Regions from separate parts of the Homo sapiens genome. Here region 2 is linked to region 1. A link is a contact called in ENCODE Hi-C or POLR2A ChIA-PET data. All regions are on one chromosome and are shown on one strand. Each heading gives the region's core, a stretch centred on a gene start or an enhancer-like site at or near the end of the contact. The rest is flanking DNA. Distances are from core to core; before and after follow the strand shown.

Evidence for each region. A loop is a pair of places that touch in the nucleus more often than their neighbours do. ChIA-PET counts read pairs that join two places held with the same protein, here RNA polymerase II (POLR2A). Pooled maps may share reads with other maps.
Region 2: a loop to region 1 is called in a pooled map, with 5 times the contacts of the local background. The contact joins two enhancer-like sites. A Hi-C loop is called at or near these places in 2 of 168 maps with a recorded cell type or tissue (gastrocnemius medialis and transverse colon) and 8 of 50 pooled maps. POLR2A ChIA-PET finds 5 or more read pairs at or near these places in 10 of 52 experiments (CD4-positive, alpha-beta T cell, IMR-90, PC-9 and 7 more).

The regions. Positions count from the first base shown.
Region 1 is chr3:138,761,945-138,767,742 of GRCh38, forward strand. All of the region lies in intron 2 of PIK3CB (phosphatidylinositol-4,5-bisphosphate 3-kinase catalytic subunit beta), which reads right to left. Among named protein-coding and RNA genes, the nearest start is that of PIK3CB, 70 kb to the right of the region's middle. Within about 2 kb of position 2,992, at least 2 of the 41 ENCODE cell types and tissues checked have a DNase peak (open chromatin) inside an H3K27ac peak, as active enhancers do.
Region 2 is chr3:138,796,435-138,802,232 of GRCh38, forward strand. PIK3CB (phosphatidylinositol-4,5-bisphosphate 3-kinase catalytic subunit beta) reads right to left here. Exons shown (of 24, transcript NM_006219.3): 2 at 29-133. It also overlaps the pseudogene RPL23AP40. Among named protein-coding and RNA genes, the nearest start is that of PIK3CB, 36 kb to the right of the region's middle. Within about 2 kb of position 3,502, at least 3 of the 41 ENCODE cell types and tissues checked have a DNase peak (open chromatin) inside an H3K27ac peak, as active enhancers do.

The DNA of each region.
Region 1 (5,798 bases), core at 1,742-4,241:
AAAAAAACCAACTATCTTTGGGCCAGGCACGGTGGCTTATGCCTGTAATCCCAGTACTTTGGGAGGCCGAGGTGGGTGGATCACCTGAGGTCAGGAGTTTGAGACAAGCCTGACTGACATGGCGAAACCCTGTCTCTACTAAAAATACAAAAAAATTAGCCAGGCATGGTGGTTCAAGCCTGTAATCCCAGCTACTCAGGAGGCTGAGGCAGGAGAATCGCCTGAACCCAAGAGGTGGAGGTTGCAGTGAGCAGAGATTGTGCCATTGCACTCCAGCCTGGGCAACAAAAGCAAAAATCCATCTCAAAAAAAACAAAAAACAAACAAACAAAACCTATCTTTGAAATAATCTGGGAAATTTAAATATGGATTCATTATAAGCTCCTTGAGGAGATATAATGTCTAGTGGTCTTACTTTTAGCCATGCTAAGATTGATCACAGAATTCAGGTATTGTCAACATGCTTTTTAAAGTACTGTTTCTCACCACAGTATATGGAAAGGTCTCTATACTCAGGAACTCTTAACCAATAAACTTCCATAAACACGAACAAAACTACACAGTCACTACACATGTTATTAAGGCACTAGTCCTAAAATTAAGCAAATCACTTCAGAGCAGCCTTTGAAGATCTGGTGTAGGAGCTTCTCAATCTTGCAAGTAATAAGCATTCAATAAGTATTTGCTGAATGAAAACATGCTGTATTAACTTATAAAGACCATACTTTGCAGGGCCAGGTAGGGTGGCTCAGCCTATAATCTCAGCACTTTGGGAAGCCGAAGCAAGTGGAGTGCTTGAGCCCAGGAGTTTGAGACCAGCCTGGGCAACATGGTGAAACCTTGTCTCTACTAAAAATACAAAAAAATTAGCCAGGCATGGCGGCAGGCACCTGTAATCCCAGCTACCAGGGAGGCTGAGTCAGGAGAATTGCTTGACCCCAGAGGGTGGAGGTTGCAGTGGGCCAAGATTACACCACTGCACTCCAGCCTGGGCAACAGAGTGAGAGTCTGCCTCAAAAAAAACAAAACAACAATAAAAAAATATATATATATACTTTGCTTATATTCAAATACCACCATGCAAAGACAGAGGTGGAAGCCAGCTACTGAACAAGTAACTCAAGTACTATGTCTAACCAAGAGCTGCCAACAAAAGCTGGAGGAAAAATGAAAGTTAGTATGTATGTATGTATGTATGTATGTATTTGTTTAGAGATGGAGTCTCATTCTGTCACCCAGGCTGGAGTGTAGTGGCATGATCTCAGCTCACTGCAACTTCTGCCTCCCAGGTTCAAGCAATTCTCCTGCTTCAGCCTCCTGAGTAGCTGGGATTACAGGCACACACCATCATGCCCGGCTAATTTTTGTATTTTTAGTAGAGATGGGGTTTCACCATGTTGGTCAGGCTAGTCTCAAACTCCTGACCTCATGATCCACCCGCCTCGGCCTCCCAAAGTGCTGGGATTACAGGCATGAGCCACCGTGCCCGGCCCAGAAGTTAGCATTTAAAATTGAGGTGGGTTTATGAAACATCAGCCCTCTGTCACAGAATTAGAAACATAATAAACCTGTACACGTCCCTAGTTTCTTCAACACAGATTTTTGTCAAGAATCTCAGAACTGAAACCAAATCACCCAATTAATACAATACTAATAAAAGAGCATGAAACTAGAAAAATAAAACTCTGGGATCTCACCCTTACCAGACAGCTGGAAATGGTAAGGCATCTGAGACATAATGCCCAGAGCAGCAATCTTTTCAAAGAGACTGACTGCATCTCACCAGCACTCCCATCCTATAGCATCAACTGCCAAGATATAAAATTCTAAATTTCTAAGCCATTAGAGAAAATGCATTAAGGTAGATACAAAAATTTCTTGATGAAGGCCAGGCGCGCTGGCTCATGCCTGCAATCCCAGCACTTTGGGAGGCCAAGGCGGGCAGATCATGGGGTCAGAAGTTCAAGACCAGCCTGACCAACATGGTGAAAACCCGTCTCTGTTAAAAATGCAAACATTAGCTGGGCATGGAGGCACGCCCCTGTAATCCCAGCTACTTGGGAGGCTGGGGCAGGAGAATCGCTTGAACTCGGGAGGCGGAGGTTGCAGTGAGCCGAGATCGCACCACTGCACTCCAGCCTGGGCGACAGGGCAAGACTCCATCTCCAAAAAAAAAAAAAAAAAATTCTTGATGAAATGATTATATCTAAAATGAATTACAAGGCTAAGAGTGGTGGCTCATGTCTATAATCCCAGCACTTTGGGAGGCCAAGGCAGGAGGACTGCTTGAGCCCAGGAGCCCAAGACCAGCCTGGGCTACATAGTGAGACCTCATCTATCAAGAAAAAAAAAAAAAATTAGCCAAGAGTTGTGGCATGCACCTGTGGTCCTAGCTACTAGGGAGGCTAAGGCAGGAGGATCACTTGAGCCCAGGAGGCTGAGGCTGCAGTGTGCTGTTAATTGCACCACTGCTCTCCAGCCTGGGCAAGAGTGAGACTATGTCTCAAAAAGTAAAATAAAAAATAAAATGAATTATGAGACAGGGCATGGCAGCTCACACCTATAATCCTAGCACTTTGGGAGGCCAAGGTGGAAGAACTACTTGAGGTCAGGAGTTCGAGACCAGCACAGGCAACAAAGCAAGACTAATTTAAAAATTGAATTATGAGAATGAATTCATGATTGGGCCCCTACTTTCCTTCCTCTCTAAATGTGTCATTCAACACACAGGATCCTTAGTCCAGTCATGCTGAATCACAGGTACTTGCCAGCATATCTCACATTCTCTCCTGCCTCCTACTTTAAACAGATTATTCCCTCTTCCTAAGATGTCTTCAGCTCCATATTGCCTGACCAAATTTTATTATTCTAGATTCCTGGAAACCTTCCCTGATACTCCTCGGTGTGTCTCAAGCACCCAGGACATACCTGTGACAACACTGGAGCACACTGTATTAAAGCTCACTGTGTACTCATCTCTCCCTAGTCTCATATTATTTCTAGCTCTTTAGCTCCTGGCACATATTAGCCTCTCAATAAATAATCACTTATGGTTAAATGAAGAAATGAGTAACAAATCCCACAGAATTTGTAAGAAGGAGGCCGGGCACAGTGGCTCCCGCCTATAATCCCACTAGCACTTTGGGAGGTGAATCACTTGAGGTCAGGAGTTCGAGACCAGCCTGGCCAACATGGCGAAACCCTGTCTCTACTAAAAATACAAAAATTAGCTGGGCGTGATGGCTGCCTGTAATCCCAGCTACTCAGGAGCCTGAGGCAGGAGAATTGCTTGAAACTGAGAGACGGAAGTTGCAGTAAGCCAAGATGATGCCACTGCACTCCGGCCTGGATGACAGAGCAAGACTCCATTTCCAAAAAAAAAGAATCTGCTAGTAGGACAATTATATTGGATATTAAAAATTTGATTTAAATCATGCTTGACAGGAAAACTTGAACCTTGCAATCTTCAATATAGTCTTTCAGCACTTACTCTAAGAAATATCACAAACAGCCTCCGCAAGTGATACCTTTATATGAAATCAAAATATTTTACCAATACATAGATAAAATGCCATATATATCTACATATCCTACAACTCTTTAAATTAAGAAAACTAGCCAGGTATAGTGGCTCATGCCTATAATCCCAGCACTTTGGGAGGCTGAGGTGGGGGGATCACTTGAGCACATGAGTTCAAGACCATCCTGGACAACATGGCAAAACCCCCTCTCTTCAAAAAAAAAAAAAAAAAATTAGCTGTGCATGGGACTACATGGCACACACCTGTAGTCCCATCTACCTGGAAGGCTAAGATGGGAGAATCACCTGAGCCCAGGAGGTTGAGGCTGCTATGAGCTGTGATCATGCCACTGCACTCCAGCCTGGGCAACAGAGTGAGACGGAAGGAAGAGTGAGACGAAGTGGGGCGAAAGAAAAAAAGTTGAAATTACTTAACTCAGACATTCAAGTCTATTTGCATGTGGTTTTACAAAATCTCAACCTACATTTCAGGTAGCCCATGTATCTTTCCTTAAAAGAATAAAGTAAAAAATATTAACAAACATATAAAATTCTTTTGCATAGATCAGGCTTTGCCTAATGCTGCCATGTCTCAAATACATAAACTCCTGTCATGTGAAGAAGAGCATAAAATGGATCTCACCTATAACTTAAAGATGGCACCCTCACTGTGTTGCAATCCCAGTAATGTTATAGGTGTTTCTGAAAATGATGTATTTTTTTAACTAATGTTTGACTATAAAACTGCTATTTTCAGGATAAGGCATCCTCTCCTAAATTTAAATAGGCTGAAGAACTCCCTTGATGTCAAAGGGATAACCATTATTTATTTCTCAAGCTCCAACAGACTGAAAATTGTTTCTAGTATAAAGAAAATAAAAAACTCATTTCAGAATAATTCACTAAGTTTTTATGTTTTATGTACTTTTCTATATCTGTGCTATATTTCACATTTTAAATGTCTTAAAATTTTTTTAATGGCAAAATACACTGCAAAGGCTAAGTATCTTTCTTGTGCCATCTTTAGGTGCATCATAAAGAAAAATTTTATCCTTTACTTTAACAGTTGCCCATGCTTAAAAATAGAAAAATCCTTCCTCACTTACAAAGAAAAATTTTATCCTTTAACAGTTGCCCATGCTTAAAAATAGAAAAATCCTTCCTCACTTACAAAGAAACATCACACCAATCTCCAAAATCAATTCCCCTATCTACAATTTCAAGGACAAAACCCTCACATTCAAAGTATCAATTGATTCAGAAATATTCTAATGATTCAGCAACATACTGAAGATGCCTGTAAAGCAGAATTATTGTGTTTAAAGACCTAGAAATGTTTTTCCCAACTAGGAGTAAATCATCAGAGGGAATACTGCAAGGTTAAATATATCTACCTTGATATTGTCATTAGCAATTTACTAATAACTGAGTTAGACTGGCTGTCAAACTTTGTAAACACTCTAAGGAGATATATAGTATTAAGCTAAATATTCTCCAGAAGAATGATTTTCAATTTTGTCATATTCAGTATTCCCCTTTTTTTTTTGAGACAAAAAAAAAGTATCCGGGCATGGTGGCACATGCCTGCAATCCTAGCTACTTGGGGGGCTGAGGCAGGAGAATCGATTGAACCTGGGAGGCAGAAGTTGCAGTGAGCCAAGATCGTGCCACTGCACTCCAACCTGGGTGACAGAGACTCTGTATCAAAGAAAAAACGAAACCAAAAACAAAAACAAAAAACAAGCTTTTCAAATACATAGATATCTGTAGAAAATTCAAAAATCATGTTTATATAAGACTTTTTTTGTTATACAAAACTGTCCAGTGTACTTCAGGATGTTTGATTATCCATTACCTAACAGTAGCACTTCCCTCAATCACTGTGCCAACAAGAACAAAATCATAACCCAACAAATTTCAAAACCATCTTTTGGGGGCTTCACACAGTCCACTTTCAGAATCACTGCCCTAAAATAATTCCTACTGTTACAGGATCCTTGGGGTGTTGTTTTTCTGGCCAGAAACATCTGTGGCCAGTGGCGCCTTTGCCTTAGTTTTGACAGGGCCCACTAGGCTCAGTCTGCCCACTTGGCCTAGCAGGCTGCACTCGATTCACACTATGGGACTGGATCCCATGACTGCCAAGGGAGACTGTGTGAAGCAGCAATGGGTGTGTGAGCAAGTGTGGGGTCCAGCCCCTGCACAGTCAGACTTGCCAGCTGCTGCAGCAGGGCAGGCAGCTCCAGGTGCCAGTACGGGCACCAGCTCTCCCTGAGGC
Region 2 (5,798 bases), core at 2,252-4,751, 35 kb after region 1:
AATTAAAAATACAAAATTGGATACTTACCTAAGAATGGTCGCCCCCATTTCAGTCTTTTAGGAAAACAGATGGCATTACTTATTTTTTAAAAGTGACGTTTTCATGGAAGACTTTTTCCAGTTAAAACATACACTACAAAAAAGGTTGAAGACAAAAGTATTAATCTAAATGAGCTAAATTAAGTCACGTAAATTTTATTACTTATATATGTAATCACTTCTTAATGCTACACATTTTAAAATATGTAGGTTGAAGATCTAATGAGGCTGAAGATCTTTGCTCTCAGATTTTGGCCATTTTCTTATTGGATTGGCTTTTTCTAATTAATTAGTAGGCTTTATATATTCAGGACCAGGACAGACAACATAATTTGCAGAGCACAGTGCAAAATAAAAAGTGAGGCCTTTTCACCAAGATGGCACCAAAGAGAAAAAGGAAGCCCCTGCCTCTCCCAAAGCTGAAGCCAACAAAGGCTTTAAAGGCCAAAAACACACTGCTGAAAGATATCCGCATGCTACCCACCTTCAGGCTGCCCCAAGACACTGCAGCCAAAATATACTAGGAAGAGCACTCCCAAGAAAAACACGCTTAATCCTGACCAATGAGAAGACGGAAGACCACACCACACTTGCATTAGTTGTGTATGTCAAAGCCAACAAGCGCCAGATGAAACAAGCTGTGAAGAAGCTCTAGGACACTGACATGGCCAAGGTCAACACCCGGATTGAGTCTGCCAGAGAGAAGGCATATATTCAACAGATTCCTGACTATGATGCTTTGAATGTTGCCAACAAAACTGGAATAACCAAAACTGAGCTCAGCTGGCAAATTCCAAATATAAATTTTTCACCATAAAAACATTTTAAAATAAGTAAATAAAAATGTTGGGCTACTTTTTCAAAAATTAAGAATTTCAAGACGGTGACAGCTTACCAGTAAACTAAGCACGGGGACCATCTAAATGAGGGGTCCTGCGTGACTGCACAGATTGCACACCCATGAAGCCAGCCCTGGTCACGACCCTAATTCCCTATTACATATATTACAATTATTTTTCCCAAAACATGTGGCATGTTTTCACTTTCTTTAAGGTGTCTTTTGATGAAGATGAATTTTTTAAATGAGAGGAACATTATAAAACAAATTTCAGAACAATTTCGAAGTACATAAAGCTGATTGTTTTTCCAAAAGTAAGAAAATTGGTGAACTCAAAAATAACAAACTTGTTTATTCAGGATGTTGATAGTGGGGGAAGCTATGCATGTGTGGGTACAGTTATGACTGTGTAGGGTAATGGGTGTATGTGAAAACTCTCTGTACTCCTGCTCAATTTTGCTGTGAACCTAAAACTACTCCTAAAAATAAAATCCAGGGCCAGGAGTGGAGACATGTGCCTGTGATCCAGTTACTCAGAGGCCAAGGTGGAAAGATCACTTGAATCCAGGAGGCTCAGGCTGCAGTGAACCAAGATCACACCACTGCACTCCAGGCTGGGCAACAGAAATAGACCCTGTCTCAAAAAAAAAGAAAAAGGAAAAAAATCCTATATACTCTATGGAAAGATTTTCTGTGTAAATCTCTATTCTTAAGTGAAAAACACACTGTGCAAGGGGGAAGGTGGGAAGACCAATTTGCAAAATAACAGTTATAATATGCTACCTTTGAGATTGGTGGATTTTAGGGTAAAGATAGAAAGAAACAAGAATCTGCAGTTATTTATTTATTTATCTTTTTTTTCTTTTTGTTTTTGAGACAGTCTTACTCTGTTGCCCAGGCTGAAGTGTGGTGGCACAATAGCAGCTCACTGCACCCTAGAACTCCCCGGCCTCGGGTGATCCTCCACCTCAGCCTCCCAGGTAGCTGGGACTAGAGACGTGCACCACCACGCCCGGCTAATTTTTGTATTTTTAGTAGAGATGGGGTTTCACCATGTTGGTCAGGCTGGTCTCGAACTCCTGACCTCGTGATCCACCCACGTCAGCCTCCCAAAGTGCTGGGATTACAGGCGTGAGCCACTGTGCCTGGCCAGGAATCTGTATTTTTATTGTCTTTATTTATATAAAGAAACTCTAGAAGGTTACATGAGAAATTGAACAATAGTTTCCTAGGTGGGGTGGAGCATTGGAGGAATGGTGTGAATAGAAACAAGGTAGCTGAGGGATATAGGTGGGAAAGACTTTCCACTTGTTTTTGTATTTAAAAGTATTTCTAACTCCAGGATAATCCATTACTACAATACATATAGATTAGTAAATGAATGAACCAAAATAGGGCCTAAATACTATCAACACAAACACACAATAACAGGACCTATTCTTTTACCATCTCTGGAACTAAGACCTTAGCACTGCCCACCTCACTGAAGTCATCAACCCAAGATCTCTAACACTAGTCCCCTTGGAAAAGGATATTTTCTCCATAATTCCATGTTGCTTCTCTCGGGGTCCGGGTCAACTTTTTCTCCCCTAGCTATACAAAGTCTCATGTCTCTTCTGAACAAAAGCCTCACCAAGCCAGGCACAGAGATGTAAGCCTGTAATCCAGTTACTTGGGAGGCCAGAGGATCACTTGAGCCCATAAGTTCAAGACCAGACTGGGCAACATGGCGAAACCCAATCTCTACTAAAAATACAAAAATTAGCCGGGCGTGGTGGTGTATGCCTATAATCCCAGCTACTCGGGAGGCTGAGGCTATGCTGTTCCAACACCCTCCAAATCTGTCTCTCTGCTTCAAATCTTACTTTTTTTTTTTTTTTTTTTGAGACAGAGTCTCACTCTGTCGCCCAGGCTGGAGTGCAGTGGCATGATCTTGACTCACTACAACCTCCACCTCCCCGGTTCAAGCAATTCTCCTGCCTCAGCCTCCCAAGAGGCTGGGATTACAGGTGCCTGCTACCACATCTGGCTATTTTTTTTTGTATATTTAGTAGAGATGGGGTTTCACCATATTGGCCAGGCTGGTCTTGAACTCCTGACCTTGTGATCTGCTCGCCTCAGCTTCCCAAAGTCAAATCTTACCTCTCTACAATTAATCCGCACCAGATCAACCAGAATGTACCTTGTACAGCATAAATCATATCACTGGAGTGATCTGCTTAAAACCTTCCAAAGGCTTCCTGCTGTTAACCCTACCTGCGTTACAACTATGAACTACTAAGACCCTACATGATATTAAAAATGACCTACCCTATATGATCTGGTATCTGTCTACAACTAACCTCATCTTTTTTCTTTTCTTGTTTTTTTGTTTGTCTGTTTTTGAGACAGGTTCTTGCTCTGTCACCCAGCCTGTTGTGCAGCAGCATGATCACGGTTCACTGCAGCCTCAACCTCCTAGGCTCTAGGGATCCTCCCACCTCAGCCTCCCTAGTAGCTGAGACCTCAGGTGTGTGCCACCACGCCTGCCTAATTTTTGTTATTTTTTGCAGAGACAGGGTTTTGCCATGTTGCCCAGGCTGGTCTCGAACTCCTGTGCTCAAGAGATCCACCCACTTCAGCCTCTAAAAGTGCTGGGATTACAGGCATAAGCCACCATGCCAGGCTCTGACCTCATCTGCTTTCCTCTTCATTCAACTACTCTCTAGCCTTACTGGTATATTTTCTCTTCCTCACACTTTGTTCCTATTTAGGGCTCTTGTACATGCTGTTCTTTCAGCTTGCAATGTGCTGCCTCCAGGTCTTCTGCCACTTCATAACATTTACGTTTTAACTCCAAGTTACCTCTTCTAAGAGGCATTCTACACAGTCTCACAGTTAAGATAGCAACCTAGGTCATTATCTACCACATTACTTTATCATCTTTATAACATTTATTAATACTCACAATTCTCATTTATTAATATAAATGTTTCTTCTACTGGAGAATAGAACAGTCTTGAGGATAACTTTTAACCCATGACACTTTTTTTTTTTTTTAAACAGAGTCTTTGTCACCCAAAGATTGCAGTGGTGCAATCATGGCTCACTGCAGCCTTGACCTCCTGGGCTAGGGATCCTCCCACTTCAGCCTCTTGAGTAGCTGGGACTACAGGCGTGTGCCACCACACCCGACTTTTTTTTTTTTGTAGGGATGGGGTCTACTATGTGGTCCAGGCTGGTCTCAAACTCCAGGGCTCAAGCAATCCTCCCACCTCAGGCTCTGAAAGTGCTGGCATTACAGGCTTGAGCCACTGCACCCAGCTACAACTCTATTATTATTATTATTTTTGAGACGGAGTCTCACTCTGTCACCCATGCTGGAGTGCAGTGGTGTGATCTTGGCTCACTGCAACCTCTATCTTCCAGGTTCAAGTGATTCTACTGCCTCAGTCTCCTGAGTACCTGGGATTACAGGTGTGTGCCACCACGCCCAGCTAATTTTTATAGTTTTAGTAGAGATGGGTTTTCGCCATGTTGGCCAGGCTGGTCTCGGACCTCCTGACCTCAGGTAATCTACCCACCTAGGCATCCCAAAGTACTGGGATTATAGGCGTGAGCCACCGTGCCCGGCCTATTTTTTAACTTTTCTATTAATTCTGAATTATTTCAAAATCACATACATATAAATTTCACACTAAAAAAGAATAGATTCAGGAAACATTTTTTAAAAACCCCCATGTCCTCTTTCTTCTTACTCAATTCATTATGTAGGATGTAGCCTACTTATTACAGTAAGTTCGATAAAAGTTTACCTATTCTCAAACAGGTAATTAGGGGTAAGACTTCTAACAAAATTCTCTAGGCACAGTAAAAATGAGATGACAAGTCAAAAAAGCAAGTAGAACAGGTACCCATTATAATGAAATGAGGTGATATAGCAAGAGTATTATTTTTTAAATAACGATAATCTACACAGGAATGAGCAGTTGTACCATAGCAATTTGTATCAAATATCAGAGCCTCCCCATTTTATGTTCATTGTGTGCTTCTGGATCATGCCACCGCCATTATCAATGCATTAAATGGATAAAATTACCTATATTCAAAGTTGTAAGAATGACAGAATAGGTATGTTTATAGTTGAAAACAGTCACAGGGCAGGTGCAGTGGCTCATGCCTGTAATCCTAAAGCTTTGAGACACTAAGGAAGGAGGACTGCTTGAGCTCAGGAGTTAGAGGACAGCCTGGACAATGTAGCAGATCTCGTCTCTAAAAAAAAATAAAAATAAAAAATTAGCCAGGCGCGGTAGCTCACACCTGTAATCCCAGCACTTTGGGAGGCCGAGGCAGGTGGATCAGGAGGTCAAGAGATCATCCTGGCCAACATGGTGAAATCCTGTCTCTACTAAAAATACAAAAATTAGCTGGGCATGGTGGCGCGTGCTTGTAGTCCTAGCTACCAGGGAGGCTGAGGCAGGAGAATTGCTTGAACCCGGGAGGCAGAGGTTGCAGTGAGCAGAGATTGGGCCACTGCACTCCAGACTGGTGACAGAGCAAGACTCCATCTCAAAAAAAAAAAAAAAAAAAAAGATAAAGAAAAAAATTAGCTGGGTGTGTTGGTGCACACATGTAATCCTAGCCACTTGGGAGGCTGAGGCAGATGGGTCACCTGAGCATAGTTCAAGGCTGCAGTGAACTATGATGGTGCCACTGAACTCCAGCCTGGGCGAAGCAGCAAGATCCTGTTTCTAAAAACAAAAACAAAAAAGAAGAAAAAGAAAGAAGGAAAGAAAAGGGGAGCCAGGCACAGTGGCTCACACCTATAATCTCAGAACTTTGGGAGGTCGAGGCAGGTGGATCACTCGAGGTCAGGAGTTCAAGACCAGCCTGGCCAACACAGTGAAACCCCGTCTCTACTAAAAATACAAAAAAAAAAAAA